2 separate regions of the Homo sapiens genome follow, and region 2 is linked to region 1. A link is an interaction called in ENCODE POLR2A ChIA-PET data of the cell type or tissue named here. Cell type or tissue: OCI-LY7. All regions are shown on one strand.

What was found. ChIA-PET counts read pairs that join two places held together with the same protein. Peaks named below come from ENCODE experiments on the same cell type or tissue, not always from the same donor. Only the 100,000 strongest peaks of a DNase experiment are listed, where the experiment ranks them.
Region 2: POLR2A ChIA-PET joins it to region 1 with 11 read pairs; 2 of 35 experiments call an interaction of 5 or more read pairs at or near these places.

What each region holds. Positions count from the first base shown.
Region 1 is chr1:2,216,410-2,224,409 of GRCh38, forward strand. LOC124903823 (a long non-coding RNA gene) reads left to right here. Exons shown (of 2, transcript XR_007065358.1): 2 at 4,126-4,340. Among named protein-coding and RNA genes, the nearest start is that of SKI, 7.9 kb to the right of the region's middle. RefSeq lists an enhancer at 7,976-8,000. In OCI-LY7, no CTCF peak of the experiment used is centred here; no DNase peak of the experiment used is centred here.
Region 2 is chr1:2,811,120-2,819,119 of GRCh38, forward strand. It overlaps LOC124903825 (a long non-coding RNA gene), which reads left to right and starts at 2,939. Exons shown (of 2, transcript XR_007065387.1): 1 at 2,939-3,332; 2 at 6,358-6,648. LOC124903826 (a long non-coding RNA gene) reads right to left here and starts at 5,687. Exons shown (of 3, transcript XR_007065392.1): 1 at 5,123-5,687; 2 at 4,649-4,848; 3 at 3,266-3,993. In OCI-LY7, no CTCF peak of the experiment used is centred here; no DNase peak of the experiment used is centred here.

The sequences.
Region 1 (8,000 bases):
CCTGCTGCTGCGCCCTCAGCCTCCAAGGTCCTTGTGTCTCTGGGCATGGGCTGCCAGGGGTCTCCTGCAGGAAAGGGAGCCCGAGAGAGCCAGCTTTGTCTCCCTAGCCTGGGACCTGGGCCAGGCCCTGTCACACTCTGGGTGTGAGCCCAAGGTGGGGTTGGGTGGACACCTGGCTCCCGGGATGGTTCAATGCCTGGCCCAGGCTGTCCAAGGCTGGGCAGCCTCATTGCTGCCCTACCTGGCTTTGTCCCTGTGGGGAGTGGGCAGGAGCTGGGCTGTGGCTCTGAGTGGGGTGGTCTGCTGGCCACCTGCTCTCACCCTCTGGTTCCCAATGGCCACAATGGCAGGACCATCCATGGCCCCCCAGAGGCAGGTGCCCTGCTCAGCACTTCCCATGCATCACCTCAGGTGATCTCAAGAGGCAGGCCCTGGCTCTGGGACCACCACCGGGAGGCTGACACACACCCGAGGCCACCTGGGCACGGTACAGGTCAGGCAACTGATTTCACAGAAGATCCCATGGTGGGCGAGGGCTCTCCTGGGCAGAATGGCTCTGAGAGAAACAACAGGAAACGCAAGCAAAACTGAAGGCAGCTTCCTTAGAAAGCCAGAAAATGGGCCGGGTGCAGTGACTAACGCCTGTAATCTCAGCACTTTGGGAGGCCAAGGCATGCGGATCACGAGATCAGGAGATCGAGACCATCCTGGCTAACACAGTGAAACCCCATCTCTACTAAACATACAAAAAATTAGCCAGGTGTGGTGGTGGGCACCTGTAGTCCCAGCTACTCAGGAGGCTGAGGCAGGAGAATAGCTTGAACCCGGGGGGCCGAGGTTGCAGTGAGCCAAGATTGCAGCACTGCACTCCAGCCTGGGCAACAGAGCAAGACTCTGTCTCAAAAAAAAAAAAAAAAAAAAAAGAAAGCCAGAAACTGCCGACCAGGCATGGTGGCTCATGCCTGTGATCCCAGCACTTTGAGAGGCCGAGGCGGGCAGATCACCTGAGGACAGGAGTTCAAGACCAGCCTGGCCAACATGGTGAAACCCCGTCTCTGCTAAAAATACAATAATTAGTTGGGCATGGTGGCATGTGCCTGTAATCCCAGCTATTACGGAGGCTTAGGCACGAGAATTGCTTGAACCCTGGAGGCGGAGGTTGCAGTGAGCCAAAATCGCACCACTGCACTCCAGCCTAGGCGATGGAGAGAGATTCCGTCTCAAAAAAAAAAAAAAAGAGCTGGGTGCGGTGGCTCACGCCTGTAATCCCAGCACTTTGGAAGGCCGAGCTGGGCAGATCATGAGGTCAGGAGATCAAGACCATCCTGGCTAACATGGTGAAACCCCATCTCTACTAAAAATATACAAAATTAGCCGGGCATGGTGGCGGGCGCCTGTAGTCCCAGCTACTCAGAAGGCTGAGGCAGGAGAATTGTGTGAACCCGGGAGGCGGAGATTGTAGTGAGCCGAGGTAGTGACACTGCACTGCAGCCTGGGCGATAGAGAGAGATTCCGTCTTTAAAAAAAAAAACAAAAAAAAAACAAAGAAAACTAGAAATTGCAGGTCAGCGCAAAAGAGAAACTTTAAGACATCTGTAGATTCTTCACTTGGCAAAAGTCACTTTCTTGTTTTTTGATATATGATCTGAAGGCTATAACATTCTACGTACCATGTAAGCTACATCCAGGAATTTTCATTGACAGTGTTTTCATTATCATTCAATTTAAAACATTTTGTGGTTTCCATTTTGATCCCTTCTTTAATTGATGATGTGTCCAAAGTATTTTGCAATGTCCCAGATAATGGTGATTTTTGATGGGAATGTGTATTTTTCTTTGTTATTTATTTTTATTTATTTTTTTGAGATGGAGTCTCGCTGTCACCCAGGCTGAAGTGCAGTGGCGCGATCTCAGCTCACTGCAACCTCTGCTTCCTGGGTACAAGTGATTCTCCTGCCTCAGCCTCCTGAGTAGCTGGGACTGTAGGCACATGCCACCATACCTGGCTAATTTTTGTATTTTTAGTAGAGACAGGGTTTCACCAGGCTGGTCTCAAACTCCTGCCCTCAGGTGATCCGCCCACCTCAGCCTACCAAAGTGCTGGGATTACAGGTGTGAGCCACTGCCCTCAGCCTGTTATTTTTAGTTTGGAATTCTAGTGTGTTTCTTTATTTTAATAGTTACCAAAGAAATACAGATACATAGATAAAAGAAACAAAAAGAACCCCCAAAGTTAGTACAGTTTAAATACTGAAACTGTAGAATCTGTAGAAACTATTGTCTCTGTGGAACTCACCAAGCCCTGGCCCTCCTTTGCTCCTCCATTACGGCCCTAGCGTCAGCTTCTTTCAAAGCTTTCACCCATTTTTTTTTGTCTTAGCTCTCTCCATACTTCTCAATTATGTGCTCTTGCTGCTCCTCCTTGGTTTAGCAGCTTTATACATGGTGAGATGTTACTGGAGAATGAGGGTTTTGCTCTTATCCAATGCTCCCTGCCCCACCCTACCATCTCTTCTTCTGTCTTCCCAAATGAGCAATTTCCTCATTTTTGTTTAAGTTGATGTCTCTATTATAATTTGTACTATAACTCTCTGCTGAGTCAAGTAGTGAACTCTGCTTAGGTTTTCTCTTTATTTTTCCTGGAGTTAGTAGTGGCCTTGCTTTCTTCTGTCATCTGCTGAGTTTCCTCTGTGCCTATGGCCCATCCCACCTACCTCTTCCAACAAGCCCTCCACACAGTGTTTGATCTAGTCAGTTGCATCCTACCTTCCACTGGTTCCTTGTTTTCCTGGAGCCCTGTGTCCTTCTGGCTTAGTCTGGGCTGCTTACTCTCTGGGCTCCATGTCTAGGCTGGTGGGCAGAGATTTCCATTTCCCCTTCATGGACTGGGACAGACCCTTCTTAGCTCTTATTGTTATGATGGAAGCCCAGTTCCAGATCCCATTCAGAAAGGGCCTGTGGCCATGACTCTTGTCTCTCACTGGCCTTAACCAGCAGCCCTCAGTGGACGTGAGACCAGGCCCAAGGCTTGCATTGGCAGTTTGGTTTCCACTCTTGCTTACCACTGTGGCTTGAGTGCTATCTTCATTTCTAGCTCTGCACAGCTACCTTCCTTGTGCCTTTTTACAGGACATTTAAAAAACAAATCTGGCCAGGCGAGGTGGCTCACACCTGTAATCCCAGCACTTTGGGAGGCTGAGGCGGGCAGATCATGAGGTCAGGAAATCAAGACCATCCTGGCTAACATGGTGAAACCCTGTCTCTACTAAAAAATACAAAAAAAATTAGCTGGGCATGGTGGCGGGTGCCTGTAGTCCCAGCTACTCAGGAGGCTGAGGCAGGAGAATGGTGTGAACCCAGGAGGCGGAGCTTGCAGTGAGCCGAGATTGTGCCACTGCACTCCAGCCTGGGAAACAGAGCGAGAGAGTGAGACTCTGTCTCAAAAACAAAACAAAACAAAACAAAAAAACCAAATCTGGCCAGGCGAGGTGGCTCACACCTGTAATCCCAGCACTTTGGGAGGCCGAGGCAGGTGGATCACCTGAGGTCAGGCGTTTGAGACCAACCTGGCCAACATGTCAAAACCCCATCTCTACTAAAAAAAATACAAAAATTAGCTGGGCATGATGACGGGTGCTTGTAATCCCAGCTACTCAGGAGGCTGAGGCAGGAGAATCGCTTGAACCCGAGAGGCAGAGTTTACACAGAGCCGAGATTGCGCCACTGCACTCCAGCCTGGGTGACACAACGAGACTCTGTCTCAAAAAAAAAAAAAAAAAAAAATGGCCGGGCACAGTGGCTCACGCCTTTAATCCCAGTGCTTTGGGAGGCCGAGCTGGGCGGATCACAAGGTCAGGAGATCAAGACCATCCTGGCTAACACAGTGAAACCCTGTCTCTACTAAAAATACAAAAAATTAGCCGGGCGTGGTGGCGGGCGCCTATAATCCCAGCTACTCGGGAAGCTAAGGCAGGAGAATCGCTTGAACCCAGGAGGTGGAGGTTGTAGTGAGCCGAGATCGCGCCACTGCACTCCAGCCTGTGTGACAGAGCGAGACTCGGTCTCAAAAAAAAAAAAAAAAAAAGCAAATCTATTTTACCCAGCATGTGTTTGTGCTTGGACTAGGAAGGGGACCCTGCACCATCTTGGCTGGGGTTGTAGCAGATGCTCTGGTGTCCTGTGGCTCCTCCGCCCCACCCTCACAGCGCCCCACTGCAGGGCTGCAGTCAGAAGCCTCAGGTTGCAGCCTGCCCGACAGCTCAAGCTCAGCAGGGCCGAATGGAGAATGTGTACCTCCTCCTCCTAACATTGTTAAAAATAAAATTTGTATTTTGACACAATCTCAAGCTTATAGAAAAGTTGCAAGAATAGTACAGGAACTTTTTTTCCCCTGAAGCATTTGAGGGTTTGTTGCCGCATGGTGCTCACCACACCCCAAAACAAGGACATTCTCCTACACGCCCCAACACGGCTGTCCAAGGCGGGAAATCACGTGGAGTCAGACCCCACTCTGGGCTTTCTGGTTGTCCCAGTAATATCCCTTGCAGTAAAGAGATCAGCCTGGGACCACACATTGCACTGAGGTGCCATCATGTCTTCTGTCTCCTTCGGTCCGGAACATTCCTGGGCCTTTCCCTGACTGTTCTTTGAAGCTTCCAGGCCAGGCCTTTTGGAGACGGTTCCCTGTGTGGCTTTGTCTGAGATGTCATCACAGAGAGACACAGGTTGTGCATCTTTGGCAGGAAAGGAGCAGATGTGACACTGTGGTCTGCTCACCCCACCCTGTCAGGTGGGGCAGGACTCTGATGGATCCAGTATCAATGGAGCCCACCGCGATCGCTCGGTTAAGGTGGGGTCTGTGTCTCCGCTGGAACTGACATTCTTTTTCCCTTTGTGACAAATTAGCATTTTGTGGGGAAGATTCCTCCCTCCCTCCCTCGTTCCTCCCTCTCTCCCCCTCTCTTTTTTAGAGACAGGGTCTCACTCTGTTGTCCTGGCTGAAGTGCACTGATGCTATCCTAGCTCACTGCAGCCTCGGACTCCTTGGCTCAACCAATCCTCCTTCCTCAGCTTCCTGAGTTGCTGGGACCACAGGTGCATGCCATCATGCATAGCTACTTTTTGTTATTGTTGTTGTTTGTTTTATTTTTGAGACAGGGTCTTGCTCTGTTGCCCAGGCTGGCATGTAGTGGCAACATGACAGCTCACTGCAGCCTTGACCTCCTGGGCTCAAGTGATCCTCCTGTCTCAGTCTCTCAAGTATCTGGGACTACAGGCCTGCACCACCACACTTAGCTGATTTTTAAATTTTTTTAGAAGTAGGGTCTCTATGTTGCCCAGGCTGGTCACGAACTCCTGGGCTCAAGCAGCCGTTCCACCTTGGCCTCCCCAGAAGTGCTGGGATTACAGGCATGAGCCACCATGCCCAGCTGATACGTTTAAAATATGCAAATAGCTCTTTTTAAATTTTCAATTCATTAATATATTTTAATAAATATTAAAATATGTATAGACATATGCTTTCCTATTTTATTTGATAATTATAACTCATTACTATCATTACCATCTATTAATATCATTATTCTGTCTGATTTGGCAAACAGGCCGTGACTCAGTGCCCTCTCCATGTGACCCGGTGTGCCTTATGTCTTGTCGTTACTCTCTCTCCCTTCCCAGCCCTGGGGTCAGCCATCTCTTTTTTTTTTTTTTTTTTTTTTTTGGTGGACTTTTCCCTCTTGTTGCCCAGGCTAGAGTGCATGGCGTGATCTCGGCTCACCGCAACCTCTGCCTCCCAGGTTCAAGTGATTCTCCTGCCTCAGCCTCCTGAGTAGCTGGGATTACAGGCATGTACCACCACACCCGGCTAATTTTGTATTTTTAGTAGAGACGGGGTTTCACCATGTTGGCCAGGCTGGTCTTGAACTCCCAACCTCAGGTGATTCGCCCGCCATAGCCTCCCAAAGTGCTGGGATTACAGGCGTGAGCCACCGCGCCCGGCCTGGGTCAGCCATCTCTTTAAAGAACTCCAGTTCCTGGTCGGGCGCAGTGGCTCCCGCCTGTAATCCCAGCACTTTGGGAGGCTGAGGTGGGCAGATCACAAGGTCAGGAGATCGAGACCATCCTGGCTAACACGGTGAAACCCCGTCTCTGCTAAAAATACAAAAAATTAGCCGGCGTGGTGGCGGGTGCCTGTAGTCCCAGCTACTTGGGAGGCTGAGGTAGGAGGATCGCTTGAACCTAGGAGGCAGAGGTTGCAGCGAGCCGAAATCGTGCCACTGCACTCCAGCCTGGGCGACAGAGCGAGACTCCATCTCAAAAACACAAACAAAAACACTTTGGTTCCCTTCAGTGAATGAAAATTGGGAGCCAAGACTGGGCTTCCTGGTGCGCTCACTACTGCTGAGGGGTCCCTCGTCTTGGTGGGCAGAGTGAGGGCTGATGTTTATACAAAACACATTTACATCAACAGTTTTCTTTATAAATATGGACATTTATGAGATCATGCAGGTATCAATAATTCCAATCCAACACCACATGCTTCCTTCCTCCCTTTCTGTATTTTAACATCGAGAAACCTGACTCTTGCTACCTTAAACTCATTTCCTGATTGGATCAACCCCCCCACTCCAGTGCTTGTCCCTCACTCCCTTGCGCTCTGGCCAGGGCAGCCCCTGGGATGGCTCTGAGCCCTGGGTTCTGCCCTGAGGATTCAGCTCCAGGTGCCCAGCGGTAAGAGGCTTTGCAGATCCCTCTTTAGGGCCCGGCTTCCCCTCCCCCGCTCACTTGCTCTGACCCTTTCCTGTGCTTCCTTGGATCGCCTCCCAAGCAAAGCACTCGAACTCAAATCTTTGTCTTGGCTGGGCGCGGTGGCTCACACCTGTAATCCCAGCACTTTGGGAGGCTGAGGGGAGGAGCGCTTGAGTTCAGGAGTTTGAGACCAACCTGGGCAACATAGTGAGATCTCATCTCTATAAATAAAAAATTAAATAAAAGGCCAGGCACAGTGGCTCACGCCTGTAATCTCAGCACTTTGGAAGGCCAAGGCGGGCGGATCACCTGAGGTCAGGAGTTTGAGACCAGCCTGGCCAACATGGTGAAACCCCGTCTCTACTAAAAATACAAAAATTAGCCTGGTGTGATGGCGCATGTCTGTAATCCCAGCTACTCGGGAGGCTGAGGCATGAGAATCACTTGAATGCAGGAGGCTGAGGCTGCAGTGAGCCGAGATCGTGCCATTGCACTCTAGCCTGGATGACAAAGCGAAGACTCTGTCTCAAAAATAAAGTAATAAAATAAAATAAAGTAAAATAAAAATCTTTGTCTCAGGGCCTATGTTTGGGGGAATCCAAAGTAAGACAAAGGTCTTTCTAAAATTTCTACTGGCCGGGCACGGTGGCATAGCCTGTAATCCCAGCACTTTGGGAGGCTGAGGCAGGTGGACCACCTGAGGTCAGGAGTTCAAGACCAGCCTGGCCAACATAGTGAAACCCTGTCTCTACTAAAAATACAAAATATTAGCTGGGCATGGTGGCAGGCGCCTGTAATCCCAGTTACTCGGGAGGCTGAGGCAGGAGAATCGCTTGAACCTGGGAGATGGACGTTGCAGTGAGCTGAGATCGCACCATTGCACTCCAACCTGGGCAACAAGAGCGAAACTTCATCTCAAACAAAAACAAAAACAAAACAAAATTATACGAAGCTGATGTTACTTGAGCAATTTTTATTTTCACATTTGAAGGTTTCTTTCCCAGTAACTGAGCATGTTTTTGCCAATGGCAGTCTATGCCTGGCTGCTACAAGGCCTTCCTTCTGCTTCCTGAGGAGGAGAGAGTGGGTGGCAGCAGGGCAGGGCAAGGCAGGGTGGAGCAGAGCTGGTCTGCGATGCATTTCCCCACCAAGGTTTCCAAGTTCCCCCAAAGCTTGGGGTACCCCTTGCTTTGCCAGTGTCTTCCTCTTTCTGGTCCTGGGGCGCCATCCAACTCATCTCCACACTGCTGGCT
Region 2 (8,000 bases), 590 kb after region 1:
CTCTCCGTTGAACATTTCACCCTCTCCTACTGCAGGGCAGAGTGACCCCTGTCCTGTGAGGATGTGGCCTTGAATGGCCCAATGGGCCAGGAATTCCTCGGGGACAAGAGCTGCATTCTCCCTGCCTCCCCAGCACCCAGCCCAGTGGGCCCTGCAGGGCACAATGACCTGGTTTGTTGGTTCCAGGCAGGCAGGGTGGCAGTGGGCCCCAGGGGTCACAGGCCAGTGGGGAAACAGCCATGGGGGCAGCTCTGGCTGAGCGTCACTGGCCCTCCTGGGGGATTAAGGTCCTTGTCACAGGGGCCTCCAGGCCAGCCCCAGCAGCTAGCACATGGCCGGCTCCAGCTCTAAGGCCTGTGTCTGAGCCAGGGAAGAGAGAGGAGGAGCCCCCTGAGAGCGGCACAGGGGATCCCCAGGGGCTGAAGCCATAGTGGGGTGTGAGGTCTGTAGTGGGGTGTGAGGTGTGTGGGGGGCCATCCACAGAGGGGGCTGTGTGGTGGCAGTTTCAGGCTCAGGCTGAAATAGGAACTGAGAGGAGACAGGTTTGGCTGTGTGGCTGCTGAAGGCAGCCCGGCCGGCAGCGCCTTGGGGACAGGGAGGAGCTACGGTCTCCTGCGATTGTCTTCTGGGCCTGGGGGCTTGACTGGCTCTGAGGCACTGAAGAAGCTGTCATCCATGGGGAGGGCCGGCCCATTTGCTGTGCCTGAATGACCTTCTGATCTGAGGCTTGTGCAGGCGCCTGCCTGGGCAGCTTTTATTGTTGATGACCACGTTATCTTCCTAATTATTAGATGTGGGGAGACCTCCGGGGAAGTTCTTCATGGTAGAAGGGAAAACCCCCTTCTTGGCTGTCAGGAGAGAATCCCACAGTGTAAAGTTCTAGGAAGTGAAGTGAGAAAAATACTTTAGGTTTCAGTTGGAAAAAAAAAACAAAACAAAAATGGCTTTTTTGATTATTTAAAAATAGTTTAAAGATATTTAAAAATAATGGCCAGGCACAGTGGCTCACACCTGTAATCTCAGCACTTTGGGAGGCCGAGGCAGGAGGATAGCTTGAGGAGGCCAGCCTGGGCAACATAGGGAGCCTCCATCTCTACAAAGAAAAGAAAACCCACCTGTCGCCCCCAGCCTTGGTGCCCATGTGTGCCCAGGGTGTGTGGATAGCAAGTATCTGCCAGCTGCTGCTGCTATGACAAACATCTCCACTTCTCAGTGGTTCCCAGCTGCTCACAGGGCGGCTGCTGCCTGCGGCTCTGCTGGCTCAGCTCCGTGCAGCTGATTTGGCCCCAGTGGCCTTTGCATTCCAGGCCCCAGGCTGCAGGAGAATCTGTCTGGGCTGTGATAATGTTCGAACGGAGGTGTGGGAGGCAGCATCATGGCTCCTCCAAAATGTCCACACCCTTGTCCCTGGAAGCTGTGGACATGTGACCTCCTGTGGCTCAAGGGGCTTTGCAGGGTGAGTAGAGATGTTGAGATGGAGAGGGCCCTGGCACCTGAATATTCACAAGGGGTGGCAGGAGGGTCGGAGCCAAAGAGCAGCGTGACAGTGAAGGTGGAGGCTAGGGTCAGCTGTGCTGCCAACTGCGATGGTGGAGGAAGGGGCCATGAGTCAGGGATGCCACAGCCTCTAGAAGCTGAGAAGGTGTGAAATGGATTCTTCTGTGGAGCCCCTAGGAGGAAGGCAGCCCTGCTCACACCTTGATTTTAGCCCAGTGGGACCCATTGGAGGCATCTGACCTCCAGAACGGTAGTAAATTTCTGTTGTTTTTGTTGCAGCTTTGATAGGAAACTAACAGAAAGGGGAAGGAGCAAGAGGGGTTCGGCCAACCCCTGCAAGTGCATTTTCCGTGGATCTGACAGGGCCGCACCTCACCTGTGCCCACGTTCTATGAGTCAAGATGTGTCACGTGGCCAGGCACAAAGCCAGTGGCACCAGGAACACACCCTCCTCCAGGGAGGTGACAGGAGAACTGGGGATGGTGAGAGGTGACAGCATGCTGGCAGTCCTCGCTCACTCTTGGCGCCTCCTCGGCCTCGGCGGCCACTCTGGCCATGCTTGACGAGCCCTTCAGCCTGCTGCTGCACTGTGGGAGCCCCTCTCTGGGCTGGCCGAGGCCAGAGCCGGCTCCCTCTTGCAGGGAGGTGTGGAGGGAGAGGCACAGGCAGGAACCGGGGCTGCACGTGGTGCTCACGCGCCAGCGTGAGCTCCGGGTGGGTGCAGGCTCGGTGGGCCCCACACTTGGAGTGGCCGGCCGGCGCTGCCAGCCCCGGGCAGTGAGGGGCTTAGCACCTGGGCCAGCAGCTGCGGAGGAGGGTACACCAGGTACCCCAGCACTGCCGGCCCACCTCCGCCATGCTTGAATTCTCACCAGGCCTCAGCCGCCTCCCCATGGGGCAGGGCTTGGGACCTGCAGCCTGCCATGCCTGAGCCCCCCTCCCACTGTGGGCTCCCGTGGGGCCCAGCCTCCCTGACAGGTGCCGCCCTCTGCTCCGAGGCGCCCAGTCCCATCGACCGCCCAAGGGCTGAGGGGTGTGGGTGTGGTGCAGGACTGGTGGGCTGCCCTCCCGGGCCCAGAGGGGGATCCACTAGGTGAAGCCAGCTGGGCTCCTGAGTCGGGTGGGGAGTTGGAGAACTTTTACATCTAGCTAGAGGATTGTAAATACACCAATCAGCACTCTGTGTCTAGCTAAATGTTTGTAAATGCACCAAACAGTGCTCTGTGTCTAGCTAATCTCGTGGGGACTTGGAGAACTTTTATATCTAGCTGGAAGATTGTAAATGCACCAATCAGCACTCTGTGTCTAGCTCAAGGTTTGTAAATGCACCAATCAGCACCCTGTCAAAACGGACCAATCAGCTCTCTGTAAAATGGACCAATCAGCAGGATGTGGGTGGGGTCAGATAAGGGAATAAAAGCAGGCTGCACGAGCTAGCAGGGGCAACCCGCTGGGGTCGTCTTCCATGCGGTAGAAGCTTTGTTCTTTTGCTGTTTGCAATAAATCTTGTTGCTGGTCACTGTTTGGGTCCGCACTGCCTTTGTGAGCTGTAACGCTCACCACGAAGGTCTGCGGGTTCACTGCTGAGGCCAGTGAGAGCCCGAGCCCACCAGGAGGAATGAACAACTCCGGATGGGAGAAACGAACAACTCCAGATCCGCCGACTTAAGAGCTGCAACACTCACCGCCAAGCTATGCAGCTTGACTCCTGAAGCCAGCGAGACCACGAACCCATCAGAAGAAAAACTGTGAACACACCCGAGGAATAAACTCCGGACACACCATCTTTAAGAATTGTAACACTCACCACGAGGGTCCACGGCTTCATTCTTGAGGTTAGTGAGACCAAGAACCTACCAATTCTGGACATAATGGTGGGAAAGTGAAACCACCTGCCCCAGTAGTGGGTCACAAATGTCTCCTTCACTGATGCATGCAAAACATGCAACCCCCGAAAGCCTCAGCCGGTCCTGGCTTCGAGCACGGCACCCAGCATCTGGTGATGACCATCGTGGCTCACGTGGCTCCTCTTAACCTGGAGCCTTGGGCACTAAGACGAGTGACCAGCCCTGCTGGGCCCCACACAGCACCGAGCCGGGGACAGGCTTGTCTCGGTAAATGCGCCCAACTAGAAGGGGAATCAGGGGACCCACAGCAGTTACCGGTCCCTGGGGACTCTAAAATGCCCCGGGACTGGCTGCAGCGTCAGCCTGGGCTGCGGTAGGAATGCCGGTTCTTCGCCCTGGGAGGGGCCCCAGACACTGGGCTGTCCTTCTTTTCCTGCATCTTCCTGGGCCGCATCTGCAGAGCCTTGGGGAACGCCTCTGAGGGGCTCGGCTGGCTCCCTGCCCATGGGAAGCTGGGGCCAAGGGCTGCGTCTCACCTTGAGTGGTCGTCGTCTGTGTTAAGCTGGGCTGGATGTCCTCTGGTCGGTATGATTTTCTGGAAATCTTTTTAGAATTAAGATATTCGGTTCCATCCAGCTCCATCCAGGATCTAAAATGTTTAAAGGAATTTAGCTATTCCCCCATTAAAAATGATTTAATTTAATAATTTTTTATTTTTTGGGATAGGGTCTTAACTCTGTCGCCCAGGGTGATGTGCCAAGTGGTGCGATCTCGGCTCCCTGCAATCTGCCTCCTGTGCTCAAGTGATCCTCCCACCTCAGCCTCCCAAGTAGCTGAGACCACAGGCACACACCACCACACCTGGCTAATTCTTGTCTTTTTTGTGGAGATGGGGTTTCACCATGTTGCCCAGGCTGATCTCAAACTCCTGGGCTCAAGCAATCCGCCTGCCTTGGCCTCCCAAAGTGCTGGGATCACAGGCGTGAGCCACTGCACCTAGCCTGCAAATGATGATTGTAATTTTAAAACTAAAAAAAAGAATAGTAAGATTTCTGTTTGCAACTCAGGAGCTCAGGAAGAACTGGGTTTTTAACTTTTTAAGACCCCTGTGGGGTGGCAGCCGGGGCTTGGGGGCAGGGAGCAGGAGGGCCAGGCTGGGCGAGGACCCCGGCGGAAGGAGGCAGGCGTCTCCACCTGGGGCCAGGTTGCTTCCTGGCTCCCTGGCCTGAAGGGCGAGGCTGGCCTCTCCCTGGCCCTCCCGTCTGGAGCTGCAGCCTGTACCCAGAGGTCTTCTGGGAACGCACCTAATCACACAACTCCGTCCCTGTAGTCCTGGCCGCAGCCTCAGCACAGCCAGCACCCCATGCTGGGCAGGAGGACGAGGACCCCAGGGTCTGGATCAGGCAGTGCCGACCTGGGATTTGTTCGCATTCTTGAGTGTTGCCCAGGCTTTGGCAGCGGTGGCTGTAGAGCCGAACATGGTTCTGTTCTTCTGCTGTTTATTCTCATGATATTGAAAAAGCATATTATTTTTAAAGTATTTGAATCTCATTTAAAAAATCAAACTAAACATTTACTATGTTTGAGATGTAAAAGTTCTTAAGTGTATTACAACATCAAGCAAAATATATGTTTATAAAACTATAGACATCAAACGTTTACTATTATTTTAAAAGAAGGTTTTAGCAGATAAATGAATTAAAGCAAAGTATGTTATAAAAAATCAAACATCATGTAATAAAAGAAAAGCTGGAGAGGCTGGATGTGGTGGCTCATACCTGTAATCCCAGCACTGTGGGAGGTCGAGGCGGGCAGATTGCTTGAGCTCAGGAGTTCAAGACCAGCCTGGGCAATATGGAGAAACCTTGTCTTTACAAAAAATATAAAAATTATTTGGGAGTGGTGGCAAGCACTTGTAGTCCCAGCTAATCAGTAGGCTAATATGGAGGATTGCTTGAGCCCGAGAGGAGGTCAAGGCTGCAGTGAGCCATGATAATGCCCCTGCCCGCCAGCCTTGGTGGTAGATATGGGTCGTTGATCACTGCTTAACAAATCACCCCAACAGTCAGTGGCTTGGAACAATCCATATCAATCATTGTTCTTGTGTTTTTGGTCAGCAGAGGATGGGGTAGGGTGATCCTCCAGGTCCAGGCTAGCGTTTTCCATGGTTGAGGGCTGGGCGGGCTGTGGGCTGAGGCGCCTCAAGTCTCCTCTGTGTGGCCTCTCATCCTCCAACAACTAGCTTGAGCTTGTCCCGACGGCAGAAGCAGGTTTTTTTGGGGGTGGGGAAGAGATGGATTGAGGAAGCCCCAGGGCCACTGTGAACTTGTCTGCTGCCACATTCACGTATCCCAGTGGTCGGCCCGGATTCAAAGCAGGTGGGGTCAGTCTGCATCTCCTGTGGGAAAAGTAGCCACCTTACCTTGCCAACGATGCCACGACGGGAAGGATGGAGAGTCAGCCGCTGCACGGTGCCGCTGCTCCTTGGACTCTGAGACATTCTTTTAACCCTTTTCCCATTTGCCCTGAGAATACTCACCAGCAGTGCCCACGGCTGCGGCATTTACTGAGATAGCTTTGCCACAAAATATCTCACTTTTATTATTATTTTCCCATCGCTCTGGAATATCGACTTTGGAAACAAAAGCCATCATTCTATTATTTTGTTTTTAGTCATGGTATTTCCATTTACAAATATAGTAACTTTCGATCGCTGCAAAAAACCATGCCATTCCTGTGCGTGATGGTGACATTGTTCTCAAACACTTGTTGGCCGAAGATTCGTTTGATGAATCCGATTTTTCCGAAATAGACGATTCTGATAATTCAGACGATTCTGATGTCAGTTCTGTTTAGAAATAACTCCAAGAACAGTTTTTATATTTTATTTCCATGTTGAAAATCAGTCAGATTTGTTTCAGCCTCAAAGAGCGTATTGATGTAAAATTAAATGAATGCTGCTAGCAAGCTGCACTTTCTTTTTTCTGAACAGGAAAATTAAATCTTCTTTAAGGTCCTGCTCTTTTCCTCTTGACAGCAAGCTACCACTGTTTAGAGAGAGTCTCCTGTTGTCTTCGTCCTGAGGCTTCTTCCATCTGCACGGAGGTTCCGAAGCGTTTATGACATATCAATCCCTCTACCATCAGGCACACATTTCACTGTTTTGGGAGAAGGCCTTTGGACTGAAGCTGGAATCACTGCTGCTCCGTGGGTGCTTGTCATGGCTCCTGTGGATGGGAACCCGCTAGGCTTCTAGGCTCTGCATGGGTTTGTCTTTTTGAATAAATTGAGCAATTGAATTATTGATCCTGGCCTCATGATATAAAGGATTGGATTTTGATTTCTTAAAAATTCTGAAGTCACGGCAGTATACCAGTAAACGCTCTAGGACCTTGGTTCTTACAGGTGGCATGGTATCGTGGGACGCCGGGACACAGGAGTCCTTGGAAGTGGGCTGCGGCCTCTGTTTAGTCTGCTGGTCAGCAGGAGCCCCTGTTCTGAGGGTGCTGCTCCCCTGCCAAGCCCTTCCCATGCTTCCCTATAGCACCAGGACAAGGCCCACAGAGCCCATGGAGGCCTCGCCGTCTGGCTGGACTATCTGGCTGGTCTTGACTTTCCCACGGAGGCCTGGCCATCTGGCTGGTCTTGACCTTGACTCCATGATACTGGTGTGTGCTGAATCATCTTAGTGTTTTTTTTTTTTTTTCTCCAGCTCAAACACACGCACCTCTTTGTCCTTCCTTGGCTGGTGAGAGGTTCATTGTCCATCTTTTCTCGGCTCCCCATCCCCACAGTGTTGTAGAAGCCTCCAGGCCCTCCAGGGCTCAGGGCTGGCTGGGGGCCCCAGGGTGAGGCCCACACTCTTCCTACCCCTGCTCTCACTGGGCCAGGAGTGTCAGCTGGGGGCCCCACTGCTTCAGGTCTTGGTGGGCACCACTCACAACCAACCACTATGGGAACCAGGTGCACCCCAGGCTCTCCCTGCTGCCTGCCCTGCAGGGGCTGCAGGGGCAAGTAGACACTGCCATGCTGGCCCTCTCCTCCCCCTGGGTCTTGGGCCTTCCCTGGGCTCTGGATTCAAGTACTCCCTTCATGTTCTCCTCTCCAGGAAGCCCCAAGCTTTCTTAAGGCACCAGAAACACAACAGCCCTCTCTGCATGTGTGCATATGTGCATGTCTGTGTGCCTGTGTCTGCATGTGAGTGTGCCTGCATGCATACATGTGTGTATATGCCATGCTCATGAGTCTGTGCGTGTGTGCCTGCGCATAGAGGTGCATCTGTGCATGTGCCCAGGTGTGAGTGCAGATACATAGGCGTGTATATGGCCATGTGAATGTGTGCAAAAGTGCAATGCACACATGTACTTATGAACATATGCGTGTGTGCCTATACATGTGCATACGTGCCTCAGGTGCATGCCATCCATGTGAGTGCGCATGTGTGCGCATGTGTGTACCCCAGGCCATTAGTGAAACCTGACACCTGGACAGCGCCATTCCTAGGCAGGTGCTCCCACAGTCCTATCCTGCCGTGTCTCTGATCTCAAGGCACCCTCCAAGGGTGGCTGTATTTCCCCATTTGGACAGATTTATTGGAAAGCTAATTTCAGGGTCCTCATTTGCATGGGCCTCTTCCAGGCACTGTGCGTAATTTTA